Linked DNA regions of Mus musculus: region 2 is linked to region 1. A link is a loop called in an ENCODE intact Hi-C map of the cell type or tissue named here. Cell type or tissue: heart. All regions are shown on one strand. Each heading gives the region's core, and the rest is flanking DNA. Links, peaks and the distances in the headings are about the cores only.

Region 1 (7,574 bases), core at 1,306-6,305:
CACTTAAAAGAATCAACAGCAGTGGCCCTCTGCCACAGTGATCCTGAACACTTGAGGTTTATAGAGTGGACTGCAGTTTCAGACAGTTTTTTTTCCAGGGCTTCCTACGGCTTTAGAACCTGAGAAAGTCCTACAGTTCTTATCAAGGTGAACAGGAGGCTAAATGTCAATATATGACTTTGGTCCTAGACTCGGAAGGTGAACCACCCAAAGATAGTAGCTTGGCGTTGGAGCCGGAAGATTGAAAAGCTCTACCACAGCCTGAGCCCAGGCACCTTCTGCCTCATCCTGATGCCAGGAACCAAGAAGTAAGATTTGATGTGTTGGCCTCATGATTCTGACCCTTGGAATTTAGCTGTCCCCAAGGAAATACCTTTAGTCGAATTGTGTCCAAGCATAATGAGGATTTGCATGGGTTCTTATCATAGTTCTCATAGCTAGACATTACATTCCTTTTCACATGTATGCTTGAACGTATTGGTACTTCTGATGCAGTGCATTGTCTGAGGTAAATAGGTACCTAAAGTGACAACAGGATAAGGTTTCCTATCACAGGGCCCAGGCTTAGCTGTTATCAGGCCTACCCTCTTCACAGATTAGAAGTATAAACATGACTTCCTTGTTCTTCACTTCATTGCTACCTCTGCTTTTGAAGCACAATTTTAAACTTTCTAATTTTAAGCCTAACAAATACTGAAATAGGCTGTGTGAGTCTGGTCCTACCTCCTATTACATATTTTTAACAAGTGACCAAGCTCGCTGGGAAGATGGTCATAGTAGTTGAAAGACTGATTCTGAGTTGATAGCCAGTCATGGAGTACATTATGAAAACATATGAAAACAAAATTCTCCAGTGAGGGATTTGCAGTAAGTCAGTGATCCTTCAAAACATAAAATATGATAAATACTTATAAAATTAATGTTGAAACAGTACAGTTCTGAGGTGAGTGTGTGTGTGCGTGCATGTGTATACACACATGCCACAGAGAAGAGAGACAGTGAGACTTTTGGAGTAGTTAGAAAATTATTGAACTATTCTTTCTTAAGGTTTTCTTTGTTGTCTTATTCATTTATCTTTGGAGACTACATACATGTGCTCAGATCAGCTGTCACATGCCCATTGAGCCATTCCTGCCAGCTCAAACTGGGTTGCTTCAACATAAAAAAGCTGGGTTTAGTAGTGCATACCTGTAATCTTAGCACCTATTAAGTTGAGACAGAGGAATAAGGAGTTCAAGGCCAACCTCAGCTACATAAGGACTTTGGGCCACTGTTAAACGTATTTCAAGATTCTGATATTCTAGTAGTACTGTGCTACAAATAATAGTTTGAGTAATATCTCCTTAATTTGGGGGAGTTTTCCTGTATGATCTTGTTAAAGTTCTGGTCTGTGTCATTAACTTGGGCTTCCTGTCCTTCATCTGTGCCTGTGATTTGTAAATTTGGTCTTTTTATGGTTTAGGAAGACAGGTTCTGTCTACATAGCCCTGGCAGTTGGTATTAAAGGTGTGTGCCACATCTGGCTAGATTTGGCCTTCTCAGTTCTTTAAATCCCTTTCTTGTAGATTTGTTAATTTTTCATATGCTTTACATGTGTAGTCTAATTATTTGTATATGTGTGTATGTGTGCCACACGAGTGTGAGTGCAGCAGATCCTCTGGAGCTAGAGTTATAGCTGGCAACTAAGAACTGAACTTGTGCCCTCTGCAAGAGCAGTGAATGCTCAGAACCACTGAGCATCTCTCCACCCTTAATTCTTCTACTTTATCTTCAAGTCATAGTCTCTCTTCTTGATCCACGCTGCTGGTAAGGCTTTCCCGAGAGTTAAAATTACATTATTGAGTTTTCCAGTTTCATTATTGCTACCTTTTACTGAATTTAGCTTTCAGATCTTGAACTGTCTTGTCATTTCATTCAGTCACATTCAGTATTATCTTGGATTTATTCTGATCGTCTTTAAGTTCACTGAGTTGTTTACTGGTTTCTGATGGTGCTTATGATTTTCTTTTAAATTTAACACTAGGTAGTTTTTATTAGAGAATATTTATACAGGACTCCTGGGTTTATAGGGGGATATAATCTCTTAGCCTTTAATATTTATGTTTTTGCAATGTGACTTGGTCATGGAGAACAATTTTGTGGGTTATATGTCTGATTCTAGCCCACCTCTGTTGATTGGAAGTTTTGGTTTTGTTGCCCATGCTTGGTTGGCTTCAGATTGAGTATCAAGAGTTGGTAGTCAATCCTTCAGATACTAAATGTTGATTTTGGATTGGATGAACAGGGTTAATTCCAATTCAGTGGTAAGCAGGAACAGTAAATGCGTTGCATAGCTGTTATACAAGCCGAGCCAATTGGGTGAGCCAAGGTCTTAGCTAAGCAGGAACATAGGGTCACTAACAGTGAGCCTCAGGCTTAGGAACAGGGCAGGTAGGTAAGTGTTTAGGATACTCACCAAAGTTAGCCAGGACACAGTATGTTTACACCCATAAGGTTTGGTGTGGTGCAGGTGGGCAGGGATCCAGGAAACTCACTGGCTGACACATGGAGATCTGTCAAACCCTTAATAAGCAAGTATTGTGCTACATAGATAGACTCTGGGTCAGAATTAAATTATTCATGTTCTTACTAAGCACAAACATTGCAGTAATGCCTCTGTTAAGTAATTTACCAAGGTCACTCAGTAAGTGTAACTAGTCAGGCTTTCAACCATAATGATCTGACTCCAGAAACCTGCATAAAAGACTTAGTACTTACTAACTTGCTAGTTAACCATTTGTGTTTTACTCATTTTCTGCCTGTCTTGTATCAAAAAGCTCCATTAGTTCTCTTAACCCAGTCCTATGAATATTCATAAAAATGTGACCGTGAACTAACAGGTATCAAAGCACTATTCCAATAACATGCATCATTAAAGAAGCAATAGAAAGATTTTCAAGTAGTACTAACAAAGCTTTAAGTAAACTGAAAAGACTAACACTAGTTTCTAGGGACTCTAAGGACAGATTCTCATTACTGAAACCTGGTTCTTATTTGCAACTGTATGATTTAAACAAGTTATATCTGAGTCTTTCCTTGGAAGATGGAATGAATACTTGTCTTTTTAAAACTTAAAAGCAGCCCAGTGATACAAGTGTTTAAAACTGTCCATACTTGATTTTACAAAAGAACCCAGTAAATGCTGGTTACTACTATGCTTCTTTAAACCTTGGTGCCACTGATCTGTTAAGTGGCAGAGCTAGGATATGAATCAGGCTTCTTCACTGAGCCCTCTCCAGCAGGCAACTTTACAAAAGCTGCCTCTTGGTGTATGGCACATGCCTACTTAAAAACTTACTTCCTCAGCCAGGGGATAGTGGCACACACTTTTAATCACATCACGCAAGAGGCAGAAGCAGGTGGATATCTATGAGTTTGAGGCCAGCCTGGTCTACAGAGTGACTGTGTAGCCAAAGCTACACACAGAGAAAACATTGACTTGAAAAAACAAAAGGCAAAAAAACAAAACCCAGCATGTCTTTGTTTTTATTTATTGCAGTGCTTTTGGGTCGCACCCTGGCCTAGGACTGATGAAAATAAAAGAGGAAGAAGAAAGTGATACCCCAGGCGTGAGAGTGTGAGTCTCTGCACTTTCCAAGTGCCATTTCACATGCAATGATGGCAAGCCTCTCCCTCTTTCAGATAGCTTTGGGATACCCTCTAAAGTATATTGTCATGTTCAAAATTCCAATAAATGCCTAAAACTCAAAACATTTCCTCCTCTTAGATGTGGTGGTGGTGGTAATGCTGGGGGAGGGTGGGGGTGGATGAGTATTTTGTGTCTGAGTTTATTACACAGGTACTGATTGATTCCTGTAGCACTACCATTAAATGACATATACTGAGGCCAAGAAAAGAAAATCCAGCCAGTTTGTCAAGTTTCTGTAAGTAACTGGCTAAACTGTTGACTCCTTGGCATCTGTTAGAAAAGGGGGCCAGGGGGTGGAGATAGGCTGAACAAACATCTGGCAAAAGCAAAGAGAGTGGAAGAGACTTAGCTTTCAATCCCATGTTTGGGAATTCCTCCTCCTTGGGATATAGCTGCAGCATCACTCTTCACCAGCAGGTGTCCCCATCGGACAGGGCACTACTTGGAAACTGGAAACTTCAAACTCACAGTGCTAAGTTTTAAGGTGACTCTCACAGGTAATGCTGTGTTGGAAAGATGGGACATGGCTCCACAATTCCTAATCTTGTAGATATTAACTGATCCTGAGAAAGTAAATTCAGACACACACACCAAGAACCTTGCTTTGTATACACAGATCCTATAATTCCACTTGAAAAAGTGAGAGTAGTTAAGATACTTGTATTAAAAAAAGGGGAGCGGGGCGTAGGGTAGAAGATACCATAGGGTTATTAGAAAGGAATGAGTGTGCACACATCCCCCTTCAAATCCTAGCTGTTTTAATTATTTGCTCAATATAAGTTGAATACTATTAATTCACAAGCAGATGCTAGTATCTCATAGAATTATTATTATTTGGCTTTTTGAGACAGGGTCTCACTTTATGTAGCTAACCAGGCTGTCCACTATGCTGGTCTCAAACTCAAAGAGATCCACCTGTCTCTGCCTTCTGAGATCAAAAGCACCTCATCGGGCTCTCAGAATTTACCATGGAGATAACTTCACTTAGTTGTTCATAGTTGTGCATGTGAAGGGGTACTATATAGTTTTGATTCCTGATGTGTAGGGTAAATATACAAAGCTATGCATACAATTAGAACCCAGCCTGGAATGCTATATGCCAGGATGTTAACAGTATTTCTGAATAGTATGACAGGTAAATCATATTTTACAAAAGGCTTTGATATCTGAGGTTAAGAACTAAAAACAAAACAAGAAAACCCAAGCAAGCTTGGTGATGCATGTACTCTGGAGGCAGGGACAGGTGGATCTGAGTCTGAAAGCCAGGCCACAAGGCTACATAGTGATGCCCTGGTTTTTACTTTAAAAAAAAAAGTTCAGCATTATTATAGTTAGGAGAGAAAAGAAATAGTTCTGAAACTTTAAAGTTGGGCACTTAGATAGTGTTTAACCCTTAAATGTATGTAGCCTCTCTATAAGTTGGACCCTAAGTAGAACAAAGGTTTGATGTGAAATTGACACACATTTTCCTGGAGTCCTCCACTGGAGGAAACTTGGGCTAACTTGAGTTTCTTTTCCAGCTTGGGTTCAATTAGTATCTACCCCTTGAGGCTCCGGTCCAAATAGACAGTGCCTCTCCTGGACATAGACAGGCCTGGGTTAGAACTTTGGTTCTGTTGCTGTGTGTTTGGGTCATTCTGAGTTCATTTCCATAGCTGTATAAGATGAGGAAATACCTACTTTTAATAAGTATGAGACTTCAAAGTTCCATTTGTGGAACATGTCAAGAACAGCAGTAAAAATGCTATTTTCCTATGAGACCCTGCTTAAAATGGGAGCTCAGAACCTACTTCATGGTTGTTAGAAAAAGTCCAACTTAAGAGCACATAAGTGGCAAACATTAGGGGATTTTGCAAACTGTTCCAAGAAGCCATCAAGGCACTCTGAACCTAAGGCACTCCATTTCCTTCAGAATGGATGAGGGTTTCCCCCAGGCCCCAACTGCAAAACTGAAGAAATGGACCTGGCCCGCAAAAGCCTCCGAAGATTCTGCACACTGTGTTCTTCCAGCTGATGCTCCCACCTTTTGGAAACCAAAGCTGCCAACTTGGCCTCTTGCAAAACACACATTCCATTCATACGTGCGTTTGCACATTGTTCCTCCCACACCCTTCTAGGCAGCCAATGCTGAGCTGCCAAGACAGCTGCCCAAGGAGCAGTCTTAAGGAAAGGGCAACTCAAGAGGTTTTTACAGAACCCAATTTGGTTTCGAATTCCTGTCCCTATATTGGGATTGTTCAGAACACTAAGCTACATTTGTTTATTTCCTTGACTCTCTGAAAATGACCTCTTATAAAATAAATAGGAAAGTCAGTGTAAATTTGGAAAATAAAAAGACACACTTAACTACCCAGAATCAATGACTGCCAATATTTTACAAGGTTAAGTTTTTTCTGTCATTATTCAGATCTTTTTAAATAGCTGAATAATATAGTAAGTAATATAACTCATAATTTCTAAAACTTTGTTGACTTCTACTTTGCTGACTCTGAAGCTGCAGTTATGTCTTTACACAGCTTCTAAGAGAAAAGCTACTGTATTAATGCACGTTAATGGTTCTTTTAATTACAGAAAGATATTTCTGTTTGCCAGCATTGCCTCAATTCTCTGCCACTGTGATGCATTAAAGAACAATTTCAGATGTTCAACTACTATTTTCTGGAGTACCATTTAGATTGGGCATTCAGCTTTTCAGAAGCTTCTTCTCTTTTTTTGTTGTTGTTGTTTTTGTTTTTTGTTTTTTTTTTCGAGACAGGGTTTCTCTGTATAGCCCTGGCTGTCCTGGAACTCACTCTGTAGACCAGGCTGGCCTCGAACTCAGAAATCTGCCTGCCTTTGCCTCCCAAGTGCTAGGATCAAAGGCGTGTGCCACCATGCCGGGCTATTTTTCAGAAGCTTCTTGGCTAGATATTCTTCAGTGGCTGGTATATATCTGTTGCCTGTTCTAATGCGAAGCCAACTGCTTTTACGGATGAAATATGGTGTCCCTTTGTCAGTGCTTCTAGGTTGGGTGGTGGTGGCAGCGCACGCCTTTAATCCCAGCAAAGGCCAAGGCAGCCAGATCTGAGTTTGAGGCCAGCTTGGTCTACAAGAATGAGTTCCAGGATAGCCAGGGCTACACAGAGAAACCCTGTCTCAAAAAAAAATAATGTGCTTCTAGCTTGCTTTTTAAAGCATGGAAATCTTGTAATTTAAAGTCCTAATTCATGTAAGTATCCACTGGCCAATTGTATTTCTAATGACTTGACCTTTATTCTTCCTGACACTACCTTGACATACAGCAGCTTCTTCTCATATATAGATAAATTTATCCAATTATATACTTTTTTTCTTTTATAATTTGGGTCAAAACCCAGGCCTAGAGGGATGACTTCTAGAGCCAATTTAGCAATCTGCTTTGAGGATTCACTAGGAGAGGCCAGAATTAAAGTGATTCTTCTCTATCCCTCTGGACTTTTTAGCATACTTCCTTGGTAGAATTCCATTCCACGTGCAATTAAGCTCATCTGGTAACTGTATAAAATTTTTTTTTGCCAATCGTTTTAGTTGAAAATAGGGTTTTATCATCTTGTAATCCATTCACCACTCTGTTAACATTCAGTTGGGTGTCTTCCTGTCCACTCTACTACTGTAGAGCCTATCTGTGCTTAATAGAAGGGACAAAGCACAGAAGAAACAAGCCCAGGAGTCAATGAGAGGATTGTGGAGCAAGGGTAAGTTTTCTAGGGAGTGTAGTCAACCTTCCCAACTGAAAGGGCTTATCTAATCCCCACCCCACTAAGAGAGGAAAGGTCAAATATCATCCCCCACAACAGCTGTGCCCACAACCACCACCACCACACAATACCCTTAACATCTTTTTGATGAACCTTAAGGAGGCTTAACT
Region 2 (7,574 bases), core at 1,565-6,564, 360 kb after region 1:
GGAGGTAAGAGTATCAACACCACGGTCAATCAAGTGGACCTAGGAGCGATCTCACTTCCCGGCTGTGTGACCTCAAACCGAGGGTCTCACCTAAGCCTCAGAAATCTCAACAAAACTTAACAGGAAATGCCCAGTTCATATTCAGCACTTGACAGGCTGAGGCAGGAGGATTTCATATGTGTGTGTGTGTGTGTGTGTGTGTGTGTGTGTCCTGGGACACAAAGCAAGCAAGCAAACAGATAAAGCAGTAGAACTTAGTCCAGCCTTGCTTCTTATTAGGGGGTTCAGTTGAGCACAGCTGTTGCATCCCTGAAGTGGGGTAACAATATCATGTTGCTCCTGGGTAGTTTTAATTGTACAGGTAATGTGCTTAGAGTTCCACATCTCCCCAATTGCTCGGTAAATGTGAGTTACTGCTCCTGTTATACCTTGCTAGATGATAAAGATAGATGTCAGGAAGACACCCACAGGTTACTGTGTCTTTTCCTCCATACAGGGAGGGCTTCAATGAATAAAAGTCCCTTCAGCTACTGCTTTAGTTCAAGCTGCGCACTTGGTGTATCTGAGCGTGTTACAAGACCATAAGCATGAACAACAGGATCGTTACTTCTACAGCCACACACTCGCCACCGCTATAGGCACAAGCGGCCCTAGAAACAGGTGCTGTCACGGATCACCATTGATGTCTCCTGTCTGGTCGCTTGCAATCATATTACTTCTCACTAGCGTCTAGGCTTAATTCTGGGCCCAAGGAACACTCTCTATTCCAGGGGAGGCTTCCTCTACCCTCTCTGCCCCAGAGGAGAAGAGACTGCTCACCGCCAGCAGGGAGCCATTGCTGGGATCAAAGAGAAGCACCGATGCCTGATGGGAGGGGACCGCTGTGTTGCTGTGGCCCTCATAGAAGGTGACTAACTTGGTGGTGAGCGCATCCTCAGCAGCACTGTAGGCAGGCATGACTCCCAGGAAGCTGAGAGAGAGAGAGAGAGAGAGAGAGAGAGAGAGAGAGAGAGAGAGAGAGAGAGCGCAATTTCAACTCCTTCCAGTCAATGCTGAGTGTTCAATGAAGTCCCGTTCATCTTCCCTCCTCCATTAATGCTGTGCTGGCACGCCATTCCGTTTGCGCTCATTCCTCTGCCCTTCTGCCCTTCCCTGAGGCTGGACTCACGGTCTGGCTCTGGACCAGAAAGCCATCACACAGCTCAGCCACTTCTTGGCTCTGTAAGCTTCCGCAAATCGCTCTACCTCTCAGTTTTCAACTAGCAGAGCAACAGCCCTGGTACCTCCCTTTCCAAGGACAGGGAGTTGAATTACAGCAGGTGGCACCTGAAAAGCGCTTTCTTGGTAGAAGCCCGGTGGGTTAGTGCCCCTTAAGTAGCAGCTGTTATTAGCAGAGATCAACAAGCCCTCTCCTCCCTTCTCCTATCGCTTTCCTCAGCGTCCCTTCGCGCCTTTCTTTCCCCTTTCTCCCATCCCCTTCTGGTCCCTTACACTCACCCTCGGTGCTTGGCTACAGGCACCACGGTGCGCACTGGCTGCATGACCCCTCCGTCGGGACCTTTGGAGAAGTTGGCCAGTGCGGCCTCCAGGGGTGGGATGAGAAGGCTGGAGCTGCGAAGGTGATCCTGCACCTCCTCTGCGCTCAGGAACGCTGGCGCCCGCTTCATCTCGCCGCCTGCCTTCGAACCCGGGCTGAAACACACTCCACGTTCCAGGAGCTGAGCCCTAAATGAGCGGACTGCCTGAGTAGCAGTGTTGGGCGGGCCTCCTGGGGCGGAGCATCGCCGCCCCTGCCGCCCCTCGGGCCGCGCCCCTGCCGCCCACCCCAACTCCTTGGATTCCAGGGCTTTCTCCCTAAGATTGGAATCAAGGCGGCAGGCTGGGAGTGATGATTCTTGAGTCAGCTGTTCCCATTCCTGTAATTAGCCAACTGACATTCCTGGGCACGCTGTGTGTGTGTGTGTTTGTGTGTGTGTGTGTGTGTGTGTGTGTGTGTGTGTGTGTGTGTGTGTAGAGGACTTTCTGGTTCCACCTTGCTCTTCCACACCAGATCCCCTGGGGGTAGTATTGTGAGAAAGGCAGATGAGAAGGGGCTTGGAGGGTTTTGTTATAGTTTTAATTTTGTCTATTTCTGGAGTTTCTTCTATTCCCAATCTCCTTCCCACACCACCCCTAGTCCTTAACTGTTGCGTTAAACGTAAAGTTGACCCAGGTTAAACAAAACAACCTTCACCTTGAAGTCTCAGACAAGGGTAATGGCTTCCATCATGTAAAGAGCCAAAATGCAGTCTGTGTATTTGTTTTCCCCAAGGAGTTCATATTGTATTTAAAAGCAGGACTCTAGGCAGTGATGCCTAATGTTCTACTATTGATGGAGTAGTGACGCCTAACCTTGACCAGTAATTGGAGAAAGTGCTTCCGGGAACTCAAAGAAAATAGACTATTCTGCCCCAGAGTGGTAAGGTGTCAGGAAGGAGCAAAGAAAACTAGGGCTGCAAATACTCATAGCAGGAACAGCCTATCTCGTTTGACTACATCAACAGTCACCGAGGTATGCAGATGCTCTTGTTAGCTCCAGGGTTTGTCCAAGGTCATCCTGGGAGTCCGCAGCAGTTAGGTTTCATTTGGGGCATGTGTGTGTGTGTGTGTGTGTGTGTGTGTGTGTGTGTGTGTGTGTATGTGTGTGTCATGTGTGCACATTTCCAAGGAAGCCAGAAGAGGGCATCAGATCTCCTGGAACTGGAGGTTACAGGTGTAAGCCACCCTACATGGATACTATGAAGTGAACTAGGGTCCTCTAGAAGAGCTCCAACAGCAGAGTCATCTCGGCTGCCCGTTTTGTTTTGTTTTGTTTTGTTTTGTTTTGTTTTGTTGAGACAGGGTCTCACCTAGGCCACCCCCGGCTTCAAAATTCCTATGTAGTCAAGGCTTGGCCTTGACTTCCCAAATGCTAGGACAACAGGTGTACACCACCAGAGCCAGCTTTAATTTTTATTACTATTAAAACAATACAACTATTATTAAGTGTAGTAATGACTTTCGAGAAAGACTACTATTAATAAACTCAGTAGTAATGTAGGGGAAGCTGCTGCGTCTCTTCCCCGCCTTCCCTGAAGCAGTATCTCTGCCTGGGGAAATTTTCTGCTGCCCCCTACAGATCTAGAAAGAAGTGGGTCATGTCACTTGCTGCTCCCTAGACTGATACCAACACACTAAAGGTGAGAGTGCAGCAAAACAGTCCAGTCCCCAGGCTGCAGCAATATCGAGTCAGCAAGGCTTACTGGACACACAGAGTAGGTAAGCCAATGCTCAAGAGAAATATTAAAACAGCAAAAATTAAAAGATAAAAAATAAAAAGATAAAAATTAACCAAAGGAGAACAACAGTGAACAATATCAAAAATTAAATAGAAGTTAGAATAGCGGAGCTTCTCTTTTGCTGTGGATGGACGGACTCTAAGACAGCTTCTAAGCACATACGTACACAAAAAGATTGGAAATGTACGAAAGTTTTTATCTGGACCTCTGAGTTCTGCTATCGCTTCAACCGTCTTGCTGGCTTTACTACGAGAATCTCTGTTTCTAAAGGAGTGAGCCAAACTCAGTAGAGTGGAAAAGGCTCCAGAGTGCACAGGGGCTACACTCAGGCGGCTCCTTCCAGCGCGCGCCTGGTTCCCATCGCGCACCCGGATCGGATCTGCGCCGCCAGGCGGTTGGCTAGAGCGTTGAGAGGAGCGGTGCCCGGGCGACGAGCGTCCCCTCGTGGCTGTGATGGTGGCCGTGGCTGTTGTGTAGTCCGAGAGGTGTGTGTCAGGGATGGACCTGCTCTGCAGCTGCCCTTAGACGCCCCAGGAGTCCGATGTGGGTCCTCCACATCCACCCACAGGGACTTAGGAACGAATTTCATTGTGTATGTGTGTTGCCAGCCTAAAAGAGAGGACTGGCTGTCTAAAGCAGTGGTTCTCAACCTTCCTAATGCTGCGACCCTTTAATACAGTTCCTCATGTTGTGACGACCCCCAACCATAAAATTGTTGCTACTTCACAACTATAGTTTTGCTACTGTTATGAATCATAATGTAAACATACGTGTTTCCCAGTGGTCTTAGGTGACCTCTGGGAAAGGGTCTTTGAGAACTGCTAGTCTAAAGAGTTAACATCTGGACATCTGGGCTGTGCATGCTGTGGATACAAGGCACATCAGTCTCAAAGACGGTTGAGGTGGGACACTTCTAAGGGCGGAAGTATACCGCCCTGGGTTTTGAAATTGAGCTTGGGGCTGACAGGGATTTGTTGCAGGAGTTGACTTCCGTAGCAAGAGGCAGTGTGCGGAGCATATGTAAGTGACCCATGCATTGTGGAGGCTGAGGCAGGAGCTTGAGGGCAAACAGGCTACAAGACCCTGCCTCAGAAAGCAAACAGAAGAAAAGGGCCCTTAGGCTTTCCTGGGGGTAGTTTTATGATAGACATTGTGTGCCTGTGTTACCCTCTTAACTTCCCAACTTATGGCTTGGCTAGTTTGATTATGACCCCTTCTCTTCTCTTCCCTCCCCTCCCTGCCCCTTTATTATTTTTAAGACCTGGCTGACCTTGGGCTCATTATATAGTCCAAGTTACCCTCAAATGCATGGCAGTCCTCTGTCCCCAGCCTCCGTAGTTCTGGGATTAACAGCATGTGCCATCCCATCTAGCACGACTCTATTTTGATATGGACACTGTTTACAGTTGAGGGGCTAGAAGGAGGAATTCGGGGACCCAGGATCAACTCTGGTCTTAACCTGACTTGAGGCAAATCACTTGACTTCTGTGTCTCCTCTTCAATGAGAAAGTAATTCTTTATTAATCTCACAGGCTTAAAACATTACAGTTCCACACAACATAAGATTAACCATATTTTTGAGTGTCCCTTACCACACTCAATGTCTGTACTAGTTCCAGAACATTTCATCACTCCCCAAATAAACCCTGCACTTATTAAGCAGTCGCTCTCCACTGCCTACTCCCTACAGCCCCTGGCAACTGCTGCTCTTTTTGTGTGCCTGGATTAGTGAAGTCTGGACAATTCATATGAGTGGAATCATATACGCTTTGCTTAGCATACTGCTTTCAAGGTCCCTGCCTGTTGTAGCAGGTACCCTACCTACATCATTCCTTATATGGGCAAACGAGACTCCGTGGTGGGGAATTGCCTTGTCCCATATTGTTAATCAGTTGAATGGACCTTGGGGTTACGATGACTTTGCGAACATTTTTTATATGTTTTATTTTACATTTGTTTATTTAATGTGTGTGCACGTGTGTGGAGGTCAGAGGCAGCATGTGGGAGTCACTCCTCTCCCACCACCACGTGAGTCCAGCAATCAGACTCAGCTCATCCACCTTAAGGAAGCATCCTTACCTGCTAAACCATCTCACTGGCCCTATACTTTGGGGTGGGGGAGGGGAGACAGGGATGGACATATTTCTATTTTCTAGAAGTGAAACTGAAGGATTATACAGACATTGGACATTTGGCTTTGTGAGAAGTAAGCTGCCAGTCTACTTCCCAATACGCTCTGCCCCATGTGCCACCAGTGGGCAAAGGTTCCAGTTTTCTCCTCTCTCGGCACATGCTATTTTCTATTTTGTCCTTGATATAGAATGTTAGTGTATAGCACGGGAAGTTGAAGCCCAGTGAACATTTAGTTCTCATTTGTTCTGGGTGCTAAAGTGGGGAACTTTTAATGAGGCCTTTGGCTATCTGTTTCTTTGTGGAAATGTCTGTTTAGGACTCGTTTTTATTTGTTTACTAGGACTGTATTTAGCCCCTTATTTATTTGGTGTGTCTTTTGTTGCATTGTAAGGGCTGCTCTCTATGTTCAGGATCTGATTTGGCAACGCTTCCTTCCTTCAACTCTCATGCATAGTTAAGAGATGACTCATGACTTCTGTTTATTCTGAGTCTGTTGTTTAGGCCACCACTCCCCCAACCCCGGCTCCTGTCGCTGACCATTTTGCCACTGAACGGCACACAACACGAGGTTCAAACCCAGTTTCGCACCTCTGCACTGAGATAGTTAGTTGAGCACAGTTGGTGACAGTCGTGTTCTTCCCCCGGTGAGTGAGCTAGTGTGATGTCTGTCAACCCTGGTGCATGGAGCGTTTCCAGACTCTGCCTGTGCTTTTCTCAGTTTTGATCTATGCTGATGCTGATTGACAAACAGAAAGTGTTGATATCAGGAATCGTGGGCCTGCCAACTTGATTCCTTCCCCACAGTTTCTCCATCCAGCATTCCTAGGACCATCCTGTTCAAGGCCGCTGGGTTTTGAGCTGAAGACCAACTTTGGGGCGCTTCTGCTGGGAAGGTGGTTGGTCTTTCGGTCTGTGAATACAGGGTTCTCTTTTGTTTCTTATGGTCAAAACCATTGGCCCATAATTGTTCAATGTGATTGATAGTCCTGAAAAAAAAAATAACATGCTGGTGATTTTGATGCTATATAGGATTTTATCACAATGACTAAAATGTGATGTCCTTAGTGTCCTCTGCATAGTAGCAGCTGACCCCAATAGGGGAAACCCTGTAAGGTAAGGACTAGCATTGCCTGACTTAGAGATGATAAGTAGCTGTGGGTTAACTAGTTTGCTCTGAATTATATGCATGCAGCATGTTGAAGAATTGAGATCTGAGCTCATATCCCAGGCTCATAGTTTTTATGTCATACTATCGATGACTATGATGAAAGGGGTGTGTTGTGAACAGGCTTAAAGTACAGAACACGGTGTGAGCAGACATCAAACAGGTGTCTAACCCTGTAGTTTGTGAGACACGTAGACGCTTCCCAAGTACTAACACTCTCCATTTATATTTCATATCTTTGTTGTGAAAACGGACCTGTAGTCTGCTCACTCTTACGTCTCTATTCTCTAAGGTTTTAATAAATTGATATGAAGGTATAAAGGAGCAGTCAGGTACCTAATTCAGAATATTTATTTTTTTTAGTTACCTTTCCATTTATAAAGTAGAGGTGTGGAAAAATGAAGCAATAATCTTTTTTATTGATGACACTTAATATTTTGGCAGGTGACCTTAAGTGTGTTACATCTTCATTTCTTAAGCATCAACCTTCCATCCTTCCTGGTAAGATGGATTCACTACAGATGAAGCAGTTTTCAGTCCTCCTGTGGAAAAACTTCCTTCTAAAGGTGAGTGGTGATGTCTGTGGGAGCTCGATGGGAAGTCTGTGTAGCCAGAGGAAGAACTAACAGCTCACTAACTACATGGATTATAGTTGATTTTCTCTCTTTTGTTCCAAGGCTGGGGTAGCCCTGCTTAGTCTGAAGAACAGCCTGAGAGTCAACAGAATCGGTGTAGGAGAGTGAAACATAGGCAGTATAAGGAAGACAGTCGGGGAGGAGGGCATTCTCATTGTAGAACAAAGGAGAATAATATAGGTCTCTGTTGTGTTAATTAACCCATGGCTCCACACAGGAGCACGCACATGCATGTGCTCATGTGTTCACTAACGTGCCCCCCCCCGCCCCCGTGTTTTGTTGCAGAGCCGGAATGTGGTTGGCTTAGTGGTGGAGATCATCTTG

What was found. A loop is a pair of places that touch in the nucleus more often than their neighbours do. Peaks named below come from ENCODE experiments on the same cell type or tissue, not always from the same donor. Only the 100,000 strongest peaks of a DNase experiment are listed, where the experiment ranks them.
Region 2: a loop joins it to region 1, with 8 times the contacts of the local background. A loop is called at or near these places in 17 of 42 quality-filtered maps.

Annotation. Positions count from the first base shown.
Region 1 is chr7:119,845,194-119,852,767 of GRCm38, forward strand. It overlaps Rexo5 (RNA exonuclease 5), which reads left to right. Exons shown (of 20, transcript NM_001370778.1): 19 at 190-308; 20 at 3,539-3,750. The coding sequence ends at 3,620. Among named protein-coding and RNA genes, the nearest start is that of Dcun1d3, 47 kb to the right of the region's middle. In heart, for the core only: a CTCF peak has its summit at 4,106 (motif pointing right); a DNase peak (open chromatin) is centred at 5,728.
Region 2 is chr7:120,200,258-120,207,831 of GRCm38, forward strand. It overlaps Crym (crystallin, mu), which reads right to left and starts at 1,732. Exons shown (of 8, transcript NM_016669.2): 1 at 1,498-1,732; 2 at 820-970. The coding sequence starts at 1,667. It overlaps Abca14 (ATP-binding cassette, sub-family A (ABC1), member 14), which reads left to right and starts at 3,707. Exons shown (of 31, transcript NM_026458.4): 1 at 3,707-3,802; 2 at 7,060-7,181; 3 at 7,536-7,574. The coding sequence starts at 7,122. In heart, for the core only: a CTCF peak has its summit at 3,741 (motif pointing left); DNase peaks (open chromatin) are centred at 3,744 and 6,014; H3K4me3 peaks cover 338 bases; H3K27me3 peaks cover 1,458 bases.